Linked DNA regions of Mus musculus: region 1 is linked to region 2. The links are chromatin loops, found by intact Hi-C in ENCODE. Cell type or tissue: left cerebral cortex. All regions are shown on one strand. Links, peaks and the distances in the headings refer to the core of each region. The heading gives the core; the rest is flanking DNA.

Region 1 (7,912 bases), core at 1,915-5,914, 140 kb before region 2:
GTGAGGCAAAAACGCGATGAAGAGGTTCAACAGTACAGGGTAGGCCCTTGGCTGTGCAACAGACAAGTTTTATTATGTAGTTCAGGTTGGCCTGGAGACCTTGAGAAACTTGAGACCTTCCTGCCTCAGCCCTCTGAGTGCTGGGACCATAGGTGTGTGCCACCACACCCAGCTGAAGGGACATATTTTAGCTCAAGGGAAGTCTGATGTCCTTCTTTTCTCCTTCTGAGACAGGGTCTCTCTGTGTAGCCCTGGCTGTCCTGGAACTCACTCTGTAGACCAGGCTGAACTCAGACTTCCAGATCCACCTGCCTCTGTTTCCTGAGTGTTGGGACTAGAGGTGGGGCATACCACACCCAGATAGGTCTAATAATGTCTTTGGGGCTAGGGGTTACTTACCATCCAGTACTACAGAAAAACCTGTTCTTTGGGCCCATTCATTCTATTATTATTATCATTATTAATTCTATTATTATTATTATTAATTATTTCATATACTATATCCATACCACAGCCTCCCATTCTCTCCATTCCTCCTAGTCTACCCCCCACCCCCCAACTCATTCTTTTTTTCCTTTAGTTAGGGTAGGGTTAGGATTAGGATTTTTTGTTTTGTTTTTGTTTTTTTGTTTGTTTGTTTTTTCGAGACAGGGTTTCTCTGTGTAGGTAGCCCTGGCTGTCCTGGAACTCACTCTGTAGACCAGGCTGGCCTCGAACTCAGAGATCCACCTGCTTCTGCCTCCCAAGTGCTGAGATTAAAGGAGTGTGCCACCACTCCTGGCCAGCCTTTCTTTAATTTAAAATTTTATTTTTGCTTTATGCATATGGGTCTTTTGCTTACGTGTATGTTTGTGTACCTGTGTGCATGCAGTGCCCAAGAAAGCCAGAAAAGGGCATTGAATGCTTTGAATCTGGGGTTAGAGGTGACTGTGAGCTACCATGAGAGTGCTGGTGCTGGGGTCTTCTGCGAGAACAGCAAGTGCTCTTATCTGCTGAGCCCAGCTCTTATCTTATCTACCCCAGCCTCTTGCCAGTTATGTTGACTGTTGGTTTACACAGTCGTGTGTGTGTGTGTGTGTGTGTGTGTGTGTGTGTGTGTGTGTGTGTGCATTAGTGCAGTTTGTTGAGGTGTAGGGACTCTGGGGGTTGAGCCCAGGGCTTCACACAGGCTAGTCAAACAATAAATAGCTTTACTCATAGTCCTCTTTAGACTTGAGACAGGGTCTAAGTTGTCTAGCCTAGTCTTGAACTCACCCAGTAGCTCGGGCAGGCCCTGAGTTTGAGATCTTTCTGCTTCAGCCTCCCATGTAGCTGGGATTACAGACCTATGCTACCTGGGTAAAATGGGCTGCCATACCTGGCTTGGATTCTTATATTCTTTTTTTTATAGACAATGAACTGGAGGCTCAGCGCAGTCCTTTGAGGTTGGGCCTGACCAGCCCTAGGTGTTTCTGTGCTTCATCTTCAAGTCTAACTGACCTGTGACTCGTGCTTGGCTATAGAGAGGGTTAGAACGGCCCAGCACAGGAGCTCATACCATGCTCTGCCAGGCACACTGACCTTGGAACCACTGATCCAGCCTCCACCTTGAAGCTGTGCGGACTCTGGGATGGAATCTCTTTCTCGGCGTTTTCCATTTTTGCACATGTCACCATATCCCTGTATTCCTGTTATTTCTGATTAAGTGTGAGCCAGTTCTAACCCCGTTTTAGAACAGAGTAGGATATAAATACGGAGTGGATAAACATTTGCGTGTGCCGCGGCAGGCTGGGTGGACAGGAGGCAGCAGCTATCTTTACTTGTCTCCTGGTCTGCCACGGAGCTTAGGGGACACAGCAGGCCAATGTCAGATGTTGCTAGGCACACTGAGGAAACTTTGCTGTGGGACCTTTTACAGCCACCGGGTTGTTCTATTTGCAGACAGGGTCTCAAGTGGCTCAGATTGGTCTTCTCAAAGTTACATGTGACCAGGCGCTCCTGCTATCCCTGTCTGCCTACCTCCTGTGTGCAGGCCTTCAATTCACCCTTCTCCTGCCTCAGCCTCCCAAATCCTGGGAGTATCACTCAGCATCATGGCTAACTTGGTAGTTTTGGTTTTCAAAACATATTTCCTTGGATAAACCTTATTTTTTATTTTTTGGGGAGTTTTTCGAGACAGGGTTTCTCTGTGTAGCCCTGGCTGTCCTGGAACTCACTCTGTAGACCAGGCTGGCCTCGAACTCAGAAATCCACCTGCCTCTGCCTCCCGAGTGCTGGGATTAAAGGTGTGTGCCACCACCGCCCAGTGTTGGATAAACTTTAAAGTTGTATGTCTTCCCTTAAGAGAAGCCTTGAAAATGGTTCCGTTCACTTTGCTGATCTTATTATAGTATTTATGATTTTTAAAAATTATTATTATTATTTTAAAAAGATTTATTTATTAGTATACATAAGTACACTGTAGCTGACTTCAGACACACCAGAAGAAGTTGTCAGCTCTCATTACAGGTGGTTGTGAGCCACCATGTGGTTGCTGGGATTTGAACTCAGGACCTTTGGTAGAACAGTCAGTGCTCTTACACACTGAGCCATCTCACCAGCCCCCATTATTATTATTTTTTCTTTTTTTAAAAGATTTATTTATTATTATATGTAAGTACACTATAGCTGTCTTCAGACACACCAGAAGAGGGAGTCAGATCTTGTTAGGGATGGTTGTGAACCCTCATGTGGTTGCTGGGATTTGAACTCTGGACCTTCAGAAGAGCAGTCCGGTGCTCTTACCCACTGAGCCATCTCACCAGCCCCCATCATTATTATTATTTTTAAAATTTTTTATTTATTTTATGCATGTGAGTATACTAGCTATCTTCAGACACACCAGAAGAGGGCATTGGAGCCCATTACGGATGGATGTGAACTACCATGTGGTGGCTGGGAATTGAACTTAGGATCTTTGGAAGAGCAGTCTGTGCTCTTAACCACTGAGCCATCTCTCCAGCCCTAAAATTATTTTTTATTTTTGTTTTTGAAATAGAGATTCTTTGCATGGCCTTGGCTGTCCTCTAGCTCTGTATACCAGGCTGGCCTTGAACTCACAATCTTGAGTGCTGAGATTAAAGGCATGCACCACCTGCCACTGGCTTCAGATTTTATTTTCAATCATGTGTGTCCTTTGGGTAAGTGCACAGGAGCACTGGTACCCTCAGAGGCTAGAGGTGTGGGATCTATGGAAGATGAGCGCAGAGGCGAGTGAGAGCTGCCTAATGGGGATCAATCGAATTCAGGCGCTCTGCAAAAGCCATGTATGCTGTTTCTGAAGCGGGACCTCACTGTTGAGTGTAGAGTGCCTTAAACTCTTGATTCTCCTGCCTCAGCCTCCTGAGTGCTGAGGTTTCAAGGCCTGTGTCACCATGACTAACCCAACTCTTTTTTTCTGAGAGGGCTCCTAAGTGGTGTTTGCAGGTGACTCACCCTGCTTCACTCTGGTTACTTTTCAAGGCTGCTCTGAGCTTCTTAGGTTGCGCCTGCGCTCTTAGAGTCTGTTTGTCATCACTACCACCTCCATTATCCATCCATTCACAGTTTCTACGCGTCTAGTATGGTAGAGGCTAAGGTGCTGGCAAGAAAAGGCAGGAAACAGTCAAGGATGAGGTGTTGCTGTTCTCAGAGTCTGCAGTCTGGGAGGGATGCCAGACACAGTGAACATTTTCAGATAATCCAAACATCACTGAAGCTTTCTGAGTTGAGGATGTAGCTCAGGGCTAGGGTGCTTGCTTAGCATGCACAAGGCCCCTGGGTTTGACCTCTGGCACTGCACACCCAAAAAGAAAAAGGCCTGACGTGGTGGCGTGCACCTTAATATCAGCATCCAGGATGCAAGGGCAGGTGGAGCTCTGAATTGAAGGTCAGCCTGGTCGGTATGGTGAACTCCAGGTGGCGGGGGAGGGGAGGCGAGAAGGAAGAAAGAAAAGAGAGAAAAAAAGGGGGGCGTTGCTTGACCTGAGATGGATAACTGTGAGCTTCAGTGTGCTAAACCCAGAACCATGCAAGGAAGTAGCGCCTGTAGGGGCTTAATCCTGCCTAAGGAAACCAGGGGGACTGCAGAGGGGTAACCATAGCTAATATGTACTAGCAAGTTCTCTACAGAGTTCATTTACTTTATACCCCTGCAGGGTACGAAATGTTTGAACGGTGTGCAGAGAGGGGCAACAGAGAAGCTCTTGGTCCAGCGTCCCACTGTCCTGGAGCACTGGCCTGAGCGTGTAATCCCGAGTGACAGCACGCTCCTTCCCTCCACGAAGTGTTTCGGTTGGGCCTTGAATGGGTTCACTGACCAGTTAGGTAAAAGTATTCCAGGCAGAGGGGACAGCTCATCTGAGAGCACGGAAAGCAAGCTCAGTGGGGCTGAGCCGTAAGGAATGAATGGGCAGGCAGGCAGGCAGGGCTGGCTGGAGTTTACGTAAGGGTTTCTTTTTCTTTGTGTGTATGCCTGTGTGTAGCTATGTTCACCTGCACGTGCTGAATGGCTGTCCTGCTCTGTCACTCTTGGCCTTACACCCGTGAGAGGTCTCTAATAGCATGGAGTTATGTCAGTACTCCTCTCTGCCCCCCCAGATTTGGGACCAAAGATGTGTGTGTGGTCACATTTGAGCTTGTTATGAAACTTTGGACTCACTTCAAATTCATGCATTTGTACCAAGTATTCAACTGCTGAACCCAAGTTTTCACTAAAGCCACAGACCCCCCTCCTCCTCCACTCCAGATAATGCTAAAAATTATTTTGACAGTTTCATGTATATAATATATTCTGATCACAACCATCTTCCCCGCTCTTCTTTCCCCAACCTCTGCCAACCCCTCCCTCTTTCCAGCAAGCGCCCCACCACCCCCATTCATGCTTTTGTTTTTGTGAATGTCTATTTAGAACGTGTAAATGTCTACTTGGAACGGCCGTGCTGTCATTCTCTGACTGCAGAGTGCCAGGGTACTTCAGTGTGGCCTTCTCAGGTTTCGCAGAGAGGTCATAAGAGTCTGTAGCAGAGTGATGCGGAGTGTGAGCTCGGAGCCAAGGCAAATCCCACCGGCTCTGCCTCCTCACAGGTAAAATGGGATCACACCTGATTTTAACTAAGAGGCCAAGAAGCAGAGGAAATGGGACTTCCGGCTGGAGAGATGTCTGGTGGCTGCTGCTTTTGCAGAGGTCATTCTCTGGAGAGACAGAGGGCAGTTTACACCTTCCTGTGTAAATACTGTTTTGACTTGCCTGTAGTAAGTGTTGTCTGGGAGGCTTACAGCTTTCTATCTGCTAACCTAAGCCTAGTCCTGGAAGCTTGTAACCTCTGTACAATCTAATCCAGGCCCAGAATATCTCCAGCCTCTGAGACTTGCTGCTGAAGAAGCACCTCACCCTAGTTCTTTCTCATCTTTCTCATCAGCTGCTCTGGCTCCGACTGATTCAACCTGGCTTCTCTTGGCTTCTGATTGATTTGCTCTGCTTGGCCTCAAACTACTTCAGTCTGTTCTAATCTTCTGACTCCATCTCCTTCTCTGACTCATTCACCTGGGTTTAGCTTGTTTTCTCTTGCAACCTATTTCTCTAAACTGACCTGGTATAACTGTCTCCTCGGCCGGGCAGTGGTGGCACATACTTTTAATCCTAGTACTTGGGAGGCAGAGGCAGGCGAATTTCTGAGTTCGAGACCAACCTGGTCTACAAAGTGAGTTCCAGGACAGCCAGGGCTATACAGAGAAACCCTGTCTCGAAAAAACCGAAAAAAAAAAAAAAAAAAAAACCAACCAACCAAACACCCCCCCCCCCCCCGCAAAAAAAAAAAACCACACCAAAAACCAAAAAACCTGTCTCCTCCTTCTCTTTTTCTGTCTCTGTGCTGCTCTCTCTTTTAAAGATTTATTTATTATTATATGTAAGTACACTGTAGCTGACTTCAGACACACCAGAAGAGGGCATCAGATCTCATTATGGGTGGTTGTTAGCCACCTTGTGGTTGCTGTGATTTGAACTCTGGACCTTCAGAAGAGAAGTCAGTGCTCTTAACCACTGAGCCATCTCTTCAGTCCCTTTGTGTTGCTCTCTTAAGTAGCTTCTCTTTCCTCATGAGAGTTGGGCACATCCTATGTCTCACTCATTCTGTTGAGTCTTTCTTTGATTTGTCACTTTGTCCGCCACTCAACGATCAATTTCAAACATGAGTTCTTTCTTCTATGCATTGTTTGGGATTAAAGGTGTGTGCTAAGGGTTGAGCCACACCACAACTAAAAACAGGTTTTTTTTTTTCAGTATATAACACAATTTTAGGGTTTACAGTGTGATCAGATATCCTGCAACATTCCTGTTAACTCCAGCTCCAAGCGTTCCATGATCTCTTCTGACCTCCCTAGGCACTGCAGGCACATGGTACATATATACATATATACTCTGAGGTACAGGTGAATTCATATAATTTTTTTAAAAAATGGAATTGATAGGCCCTTCATAGGGTTGCATTGAATGAGCTAGGTATTATTTGAAAAGCTCTTGCTGTAGTGCCAGGCTAATACCTATGTACTCTTTATTTTTTGAGACAGGGTCTCTCTCTCTCTCTCTCTAGTCTGACTAATCTGGAACTATGTAGATCAGACTGACCTAAAGACCCACTTGCTACTATATACATTTTTTCTTTGGTAGACAAGGTTTCTCTGTGTACCCCTGGTCATTCCAGAATTTACTCCATGGACCAGGGATCAGGTTGGCCTCAAGTTCAGAGTTCTTCCTGCCTCTGCCTCCTGAATGCTGGGATCAAGAGTGTGTGCCACCACTTCACTGTGGCCTGGCTACATTTATTTCTTTTAAAGAAGATTTTTTTTTTTTTCGAGACAGGGTTTCTCTATAGCCGTGGCTGTCCTGGAACTCACTTTGTAGACGAGGCTGGCCTCGAACTCAGAAATCCACCTGCCTCTGCCTCCCGAGTGCTGGGATTAAAGGCGTTCACCACCACGCCCGGCTGTTTTGTTTTTGTTTTTGTTTTTTAATGTATTCAGGCTAGTCTGGAACTCCTGATCCTGCTGCCCTAGCCTCTGGGATTACCAGCTTCTGTTGTTCAGGAATCGCTACACAAACCATATGAACACTGATCCCAGCTAAGCAAGAATACTTTACTGAAGGCACCCAAGACTACTCAATCAGGGCCACAAAAAGGACTTGGGAACCTAACAGTGGTACAAGTCTGTTCTTAGGGCAGGTTTATTAAATAGGAAAAACCAAGTTCAGAAATTCAGAGGGCAGCAGGCGTGGTGACACACACCTTTAAGCCCAGCACTCGGGAGGCAGAGGCAGGCGGATTTCTGAGTTCAAGGCCAGCCTGGTCTACAAAGTGAGTTCCAGGACAGCCAGGGCTTTGCAGAGAAACCCTGTCTCAAAAAACCAAAACCAAACAAATAAACAAAAAACCACGCCCCCTCCCAAAAAAAGAAATTCAGAAGGCAAGGGTGGAGGCATTACTATGTACAGTTTTGCTAAGTAGACAGTATTATCAGCTGACTTTTAAGCTGACTGGGACTGCAGGAGGTAAGCGGTATGGTGAACAGGTGGTGAACTGGGGAGTTTCAGAGCACTGAGATTAGAGACTGAGTATTTACAATCACAGTGTTATGACCTCTTAGGAGAATATTTCAGCGTCAGCTATGGATAATTACTTCTGGAAAGCGGGGTCTGAGAACCTGAACTTAATTTCACCTTATGAGCAAAATGGAGATGGAATACAAAATGGGTACAGTTATGTTCGAAGGATCCGGCCTCACCACCGCTGCCTCATCTCATCTCTGTTGTCCATTCTTTATGTGGCAGCCTGGATGGTGGGCTGAAAGTGCCTGTCATTGCTTAGACCATAGGTGGAAAAAGATTTCTGAGACAGTAGGAGGGGCAAAGGATTTT
Region 2 (7,912 bases), core at 1,696-5,695:
TTGCTGACATGTAATTTTTCTGCTGATGTTTGAATTAGCCAATAGTGTGTCGCTATGCTGAATTCCCCACCCCTAAGCCCTTTCCCCCATAAAAACCCCTAGCTTCCGAGCCTCAGGGTCGAATCCACTGACTCCTGTGTGAGATACATTTCAACCCGGAGCTCCGCCATTAAACTGCCTCAATGTGTTTACAGCAAGAAGGATTCTCATGTTTCTTTGAGTGGGCTCTCTCTCCCGACACTAGAGTGGGGGTCCCCGAAAGGGGGTCTTACACAAGCACCTTTACCCACAGAGCCATATCAAGAGCCCAAACTCAACAAATTATAATCCTAAAAAGTTTTTTATCCAAAGTAGTTAAGTGAACACTGTTTTTTTGAGATAGGATTTCTATTAGCCCTAGCTATCTTAGAACTCACTCTGTAAACAAAGCTGGCCTTAAATTCACAGAGATCCACCTGCCCCTGCCCCTCAAGCGCTGGGACTGAAGGTGAGCACCACCTCTACCTGGCTAGATACACTTATTTTTATTATGATATATTTGCCAGCTATGTGTCCAATTCCTGTGGAGGACCTAAAAAGGACTCAGATCCCTGGGAACTGGAGTTACAGGTAACTATGCGCTACCATGCAAGTGCTGGCAACTGGGACCAGGTCCTCTGCAAAAGCAGCCAGTGCTCCCAGCCATCTCTCCAGCTCCCCTAGCTGTGGAATTCTACTGCCCCTATATAAAATCACCCTGGGACATCTCCTCAGCAGAAATCTTCAGTGTGTGTCCTCACCCCTTTCCTGGACCAAAACAAAAAGTACTTCTTTGAGGACGATGGCCCAGCATCTGCCTGTTTAGTCTTTGCTAGACAACACTCTTGTTATGGATCCTCGTAGCAATGATTCGTCTCTCACAAATGCTTTCCATGGTTCCCATTCTGCCTTTAAACGTTTCTCTCTGATTTCAACCCTCAAACAGACACAGAGTTTACTATGCAGTGTGACACTCGAATGCCCACTGCTTTTTGAGTCAATTCCCAAATAAAGTATTTCTCTTTAAGAATCCCTGATTGTAAGCAGGGCATGGTGGCGCACGCCTTTAATCCCAGCACTTGGGAGGCAGAGGCAGGCAGATTTCTGAGTTCGAGGCCAGGCTGGTCTACAAAGTGAGTTCCAGGACAGCCAGGGCTACACAGAGAAACCCTGTCTCAAAAACAAAACAAAACAAAACAAAACAAAAAATCTCTGATTGTTGGGCTGCAGCTCATGGTTTTACAAGCACCATCTGCTCTTCCAGAAGACCCAGGTTCAATTCCCAGCACCCACATGGCAGCTCATAGCTGTCTGTAACTCCAGTTCCAGAGGAGCTAGTGCCCTTTTCTAGCTTCTGTAGGCAACAGAAACACATGTGGTACACAGACATATACCCAGGCAAAATAGCCATATAAAAGATATTTTAAAATTTTTAAAAGACTCAATCATGTAGAACTACCTATAGTTAACTGAAATGTCACCAAGATATATTGAAAAAAGAAAGAAAGCCACAAGATCCAAAACAAATTATAGTGTGTGTGTCTGTGTGTGTATGTTTATTCATTATATGGTGAATTTTTTTTCTGAACAATTATTCAAGAAAGATATAACAGCAGAAGTATTAGGGATAAGAAATATGTTAAAGGACTCGAGTTTTACTTCTAATTGTCCTAGCCAGGTGTCGGGAACACACCTGTAGTCCCAGCCATGGAAGGATGAGGCAGGAGCATCATGAACCCAAACTTGGTAAATAATCAGTCCATAGTTAATCTAATCAGCAAAGCTGGTCTCGGGCATGCTGGTCCCTGGGCTGTGCTGAAAACCCCTACTTCTCGTTGGAAAACAGCTTAGCACTGGCCTAACACACATTCATGGCACTCTGAATCTACACACGATTCCAATTCAACTCAACAGTCACTAAATACTGGAGCAGTGAGATGGCTCAGCAGGTGAAAGCACTTGCTACCAAGCCTGCTGGGCTGAGTGTGACGCTCAACACTCACATGGTGGAAGGAGAGAACCAACTCCTAAAAGCTGAACTCTGACCTCCGCGAAAATATGTACACACACAATAAATAAATAAATATATAAATAAATACAGAAATGTAATTTTTAAAAATTAAAGCGAAGCTGGGCAGTGGTGGCACTTGTCTTTAATCCAAGCACGGAGAGGCAGAGAAGCAGAGAGGCAGAGGCTAGTCCCATCCACTTGCCGCTGCCTCTCCAGTGCTAGGATTACAGTATTCATCAGCACTGTATGTCCAGCCCCGTCTTTCTGACAACTCTCCTCCATCCAGTTCCACCAACCTGAGAATAAAAACTGCTCTCCAATGACTAGTATGACTAGAATTTCCTGCACATCATTCATTTCGAAGCACTAAGAAAACTACTTGACAAACATTCATTTTAGGATCATACTAACACAGTGCAGAATATTTTCATTTTTCAGAGAGGGAATCTGAGGTTCAAAGATAAAGCTACACGTCCAGGATTTAGAACCCATATTCTACAGACTCCTGAGAGGCAATCCTTAGCCATTGTTTACCGATCTCCCCAAACCCTCTAACAGGTCTAGCAATAGACCGGGAAGTCACTCCCTCCTCTGGCCCAGGAAAAGGGGAAAAGAACTAAGAGTTTTGCAGGGGTAGAATTTTTGACCAATTGCCATCTTCGGTTCTTCTGCTAAAATGCTCTCAAGACACCGGGAACATTCCATCCAGAGTCAGACAACCTAAAGAGGCCACTGGAACCAGGTAATTGGCACAGTCCCTGGTGTCTGGGTGTGAAAACCGAGGCCTTGCCTCTCGCAGGTCTTCCCGCCGGCAAAGTGACCACTGCCCAAGCGGACACTGGCCCAGCCTGGCCAAGCCCTGGCGCCTGGGTATCCTTCAGGATCAGAATGAGCAGAAGCCAGAACTCCCACCTGAACCGTGAGGGGGTGGGTCACCCACAGCCAGGGAGGGTGGGCATATGCCTCGGTGTCCACCCACCCCACGCAAGAAGAGGGAGGGTCTACCACTGAGAGCGACTCTGCGCAGCCGGGGTCCAGGGAGTTACTGGGCCAGGCGGTCCAAAGCTGGCTGAGGACGGCAACCGTCCCTGCTACCTGCACTCTGTCCCCTGAGCCAGCCTCCCGAGGTGCCCCTAACTTTCCCCAAAACCAAAAAAGCCGCGGCGCCGATCGGATGTTGTGTTCTCACCTGGCACCGGGTTCCAGCCACCTCCAGCGAGCTGAGAGTACTGACACGCCCCCTTTCATTCACCTGCGGCCCTCCAGTGAGAAGCGGGGAAGATGACCAATGGTGGGAGATCTTGGGCTGATGAAGGCGGGCCCTTCAGCCAGCAGGTCCGTCAATGGTCCGGGTACCCACCTCTGGAGGATGCGCTCTGAAGACTCCAGCGTTCATGGGGTGATGGGAGTTGTGGTCTTGTTAGTGTCCGAGACTTTGGGAAATAATCCACTATGAAAACCAAGTTCGAGCCAACAAAAGTTTCTTTATTCAAAAAACCGGTATATTAGGAAGTCGGCTGGGTTCTGGATCCAAACCGTGTCAGGGAGAGTCAGAACAACCTTTTAAAGCAAAAACAAAAACATAAAAAACAATAACAAAACAACAACAACAAAACCCACAGATTAGGTAGGGTAGGGGCAGCCAATCGGGTGCATGCATGCTGTATTTCAACCGTTTCTCACACCTGACATCTTAAGTGGGTTACTACCTGTCAAATACCTCAGATGGTTTTCTTGATAACTTGCCCTGGATTGAGGCCAGCCAATCAGAGCCTGTGTAGCGGCTGCTGGGTTTCAGACCGGACTGGGTGCTAACCAGCAAGGCATGGGGTAGGGTAATGTGGACCTAAATTCCTGTGGGGCGCCTGGAGCCTGAACCCATTTCCGGGAGCTCAGCTGTTTCTTAAAATTTAGCCTAGTACAAGATGGAGACTATGTACAAGATGGGGTCTCTGAAGCTAAAGTGGCTCCAAGACTCTCAGCACTCTGTATAAAAGACAAAACTACATGTACCAAGATGCCCAAAGGATAAGAAGGAAAAAAAAAAAAAGCAAAGCCCTATTTGAGGCTGGAGAGGTGGTTGGGTGGTTGAGAGCATGTTCTACTCTTGCATAGGGCCTGAGTTCAGGCTCCATCCACATCAAGCTGCCCACGACCACCTGCAACTTGAGCTCCAAGGAGTCTGAGGACCTCTGATGACCACATACACACAGGAGGGCGTTCGAGCACGTGCAGGAACACACACTGTTTGTTTTGTGGTGTCACACATTATTTATTTACTTTTTAAATTATTATTGCATATATGTGAGTGCACTGTCACTGTCTTCAGACACACCAGAAAAGGGCATCGGATCCCATTACAGATGGTTGTGAGCCATCATGGGGTTGCTGGGAATTGAACTCAGGACCTCTGGAAAAGCAGTCAGTGCCCGTAACCACTGAGTCATCTCTCCAGCTGTTTGTTTTTAAGCTATGAAGTGGCAATAGGCAGGATCATGAAGAAATTCGACTTCTTTCTCTCCTAGGTTTGGTCAAAATGTCAATGAATCTACATTTGCCTTTACCAATTTCTGATTTCTTCTGGAATCCGTGTGTGTGACTGATAAAGCCGACCAGAGAGGGCTTCAGATCCCCTGGAACTGGAGTTATAGACAATTGGGTGGTACCACGTGGGCACCGGAAATGAAAGCCGGGTCCTCTGTAGGAACAGCGAGTGCTCTTTACCGCCGAACCATCATCATTCCAGCTGTACCACGTTTCTTTAAAACATAGACAAGGCTTAAAATGTATCATACAATGCCTATTTTCCCCTGGGACAGAGTTTCTCTGTGTAGCCATGGCTGTCCTGGAACTTGATCTGTAGAGCAGGCTGGCCTCAAACTTTTGCCTCCCGGATGCTGGGACTCAGCGCATGCGCCACCCCGCCTGCAAAGGCTAGTCACTTGACCTATAACACCTCATCTAGCCCGTCTAAAGGCTAATGGCTCTCCCAGGACCTCAGGATTGTTAACACAGCAGTCCTTCCTATGTACTGGGTGCTGCCTAACCCTCACACTCTCTTAGATTCCTTTCTCTGCCTCTCTCTTTACCATCCCAGACCTTAAGGATGCTCTCCTCACAATTCCTTTACACCCAGATCCACATGACCTCTTTGCCGTCGCCTGGGAAGACTCTTAACTCTGGAACAGGCATCTCAGCTTACTTGGACTGCCCTTCCTTCCCAGGGGTTCCGTGATAGCCCCATTTCTCCAACCAGCGTGGCCCCTGACCTCCTTTATCTTGACCTCTCTCCCAACCACTTAACTGGCAACTTCTTAACTTAATAGAAAACAAAGGAGACAGCATCTCTCCTTCTAAACCTCACTTTCTGACCTTCAGATCAATTATCTAGGCTTCCCCTTGTCCCCTAACAGCCAGGAATTCACTCTTGGTCAGAGAGTATCTGCAGTTTCTTAAGGTTCCATCTACCAGGGAAGACGTTCTCCCCTTCCTTGCCTGGCAGAACCTGGATTGGCAACTGCTCACCCAGTCTAGGAAACTGCTAAGAGCCCTCCAAATGAGCCTCTGGACCCGGCTAAGCCTGCCATGCCTAGTTTCACCTCACCTCAGAGATGTGCTCCTATAGCCCTTGCCCTGGCTCCCCTAGACACTTGACCAACCCTTTATTCTGAATACTACATTTTGGGGAATGACTCTGGGGGATTGGGAGCAAAGGAGAGGACAAACATTTGTCCCTACAGCCTATCTTTTCTCAACAGCTAGATACAACAGTTAGGAATGGCAGCTCTGCTTACCCACACTAACAGCAGCCTCTCTATAGACCCGGGAGGCCTTGTATGCTCACATTTGGTCACCTTTTCTTCATTCTCTCACCACACTGGTTCAAGGACTTCCTGTCACACAAGAACCTTTCTCCTTTGTCCCCTTGGAGGCTTCAACTTATTCATATTGCCCTCCTAAAAAGAAAAAAAAAAAACAATATCTCAATTGACTCCTGGCCTCCTCTCAACCCTGTACACTCCTTCCCAAGGCTACTACCCTCACCCCCTCCTGCCTAGAATTGATAGAACCTAGTGGGGAAACCCCCACTCAATTCCCGATTCGGCGGGCACCCAAAAAATCATGAAGGACCATCTTTATGTAATTACAGGAGGTAGTTTAATGACGGAGCTCTGGACTGACATGCATCCCACACAGGAGATAACAGATGTCGGCCACGAGGCTCAAAAGCTAGGGTTTTTATGGGGTAAGGGGCTTAGGGGTGTGGAATTCAGCATAGCGACACACTATTGGCTTATTCAAACATCAGCAGAAAAATTACATGTACGTGCAGGCTGTCAGAGTTCTGTGAGTTGTTGACTCAGTTCACATAGCCCTGTTATGTCCTCACATTCCTCTTTATCTTATGGTCAAGTTGTTCCCCGGAATGTTTTAACTACGGGGCATACCCGGGTTTGTTTTTCTTTTTTTCTCAGCCCCAGGCAGCCTCTAGGCTCACAAACAACCAGCAATTTCTGAGTACTTTATATGACTTACAGGTCTTGAAATTTCATCTTTCTTTCATTCCCCTCTTCTTCTACTAAGTAATTCTAATCTTAGAATTTCAGAAGTCTATATCTCTATGTGGAGAATAGAAATCATACTCTTCTTCTATCTTAACTATAAGTTGGTGTTGACGCTGGAAGACCATAAGCTGTACAGTATTTACTCTATTTTTAACATGGGAACAAAAACAGAATAAGAAGGGATAGTAAACAGAACTAGGCAGGGACCCTTCTAGTGAGGTTTGAGGGTCTGGGCATGATGTAGGTGTACGAAGATCAGATCTCTGGCTGGAACTGGTGAGATGTCTTTGGGGTACCTAGCTCATTCACTGTAGCCAGTTGTGACCAGACTTCTTTCTGCACCACCTGCAAGCCTTTTAACTTAGCATACAGATCATTTCTAAGTGCTAGCATTATTAGCATGTGCCACCTTCTCAGGTTCTAGTCTGTTATTTACCTCTCTTTGCTTCTGTTTCCTAACTGTAATGGAGATCTCATATAATGTTCTCTCTCTCTCTCTCTCTCTCTCTCTCTCTCTCTCTCTATATATATATATATATATATATATATATATATATATATATGTCTTTTGTTCCTCCTCCTTGTCTTTGCTTCCTTTGGATGTTATCTAATTATCACATCTATATCCTGTCACTCATCTTCTCTCATAGTTTACCTCTGCCCTGGTTTATCTTTCTGTCTCACTGCACATCTTTGATTCTGTCTCTGGTCTCTGTCTTTGTCAGCCTCATGTTTCCTCAACTCTTCTTGTCTGTCTCTTACTTACTGGTTCCTCCTCTAAATATTTCTCATTCAGAGTATCTCTTTCATCTCAGACCTCTCTAATCTCCTTCATCTCTATTTTTACTTCTCCTCACTGTTAACCTCTCTATTTGCCACTGTCATCCATTTCTCCTGAGTCTGCTGAAGCTTTGCTTTTAGCTCACTTCTTTGCAGACCTCTATCCTTCCTTTCTTTCTCCTCCTCTGCACTTTCTTATCGACTTACCCTGTCCTTTTAACTTTTGTAACTTCCTGTAACCTTGGTCAGATTGTTGGGGCACTTTCTAGTCCCACAGAGACGAGACCCCCATCAGAGCCTGGCAGTTAGTCTCGCAGGTGCTCCTTACCTTGGACAGAAGCCCCAAGTGGGCGGATGCCTCCCTCACTGGAGCTTGGAACAGACTCACTGCCAGCATCTCAGGGAGGGGTCGCCTGAGAAGAGAAAACACGTGGGGCAGGGAAGGGAGTACAGCTCTCACAGCTGGCTGTACCGGGCCACTGATATCTCAAAGTGAAAGCACTTTTTCTGTTAACGAGAGACGGGATGCAGGGGACAG

The links. Hi-C counts contacts between places; a loop is a spot of excess contacts. Peaks named below come from ENCODE experiments on the same cell type or tissue, not always from the same donor. Only the 100,000 strongest peaks of a DNase experiment are listed, where the experiment ranks them.
Region 1: it touches region 2 in a loop (2.1-fold over the local background); 1 of 42 quality-filtered maps calls a loop at or near these places.

Annotation. Positions count from the first base shown.
Region 1 is chr4:129,294,338-129,302,249 of GRCm38, forward strand. Sync (syncoilin) reads left to right here. Exons shown (of 5, transcript NM_023485.3): 2 at 1-39. Among named protein-coding and RNA genes, the nearest start is that of Sync, 11 kb to the left of the region's middle. In left cerebral cortex, for the core only: no CTCF peak of the experiment used is centred there; a DNase peak (open chromatin) is centred at 3,604.
Region 2 is chr4:129,437,556-129,445,467 of GRCm38, forward strand. It overlaps Zbtb8b (zinc finger and BTB domain containing 8b), which reads right to left and starts at 3,263. Exons shown (of 4, transcript NM_153541.3): 1 at 3,219-3,263. In left cerebral cortex, for the core only: no CTCF peak of the experiment used is centred there; a DNase peak (open chromatin) is centred at 3,347; H3K4me3 peaks cover 1,053 bases.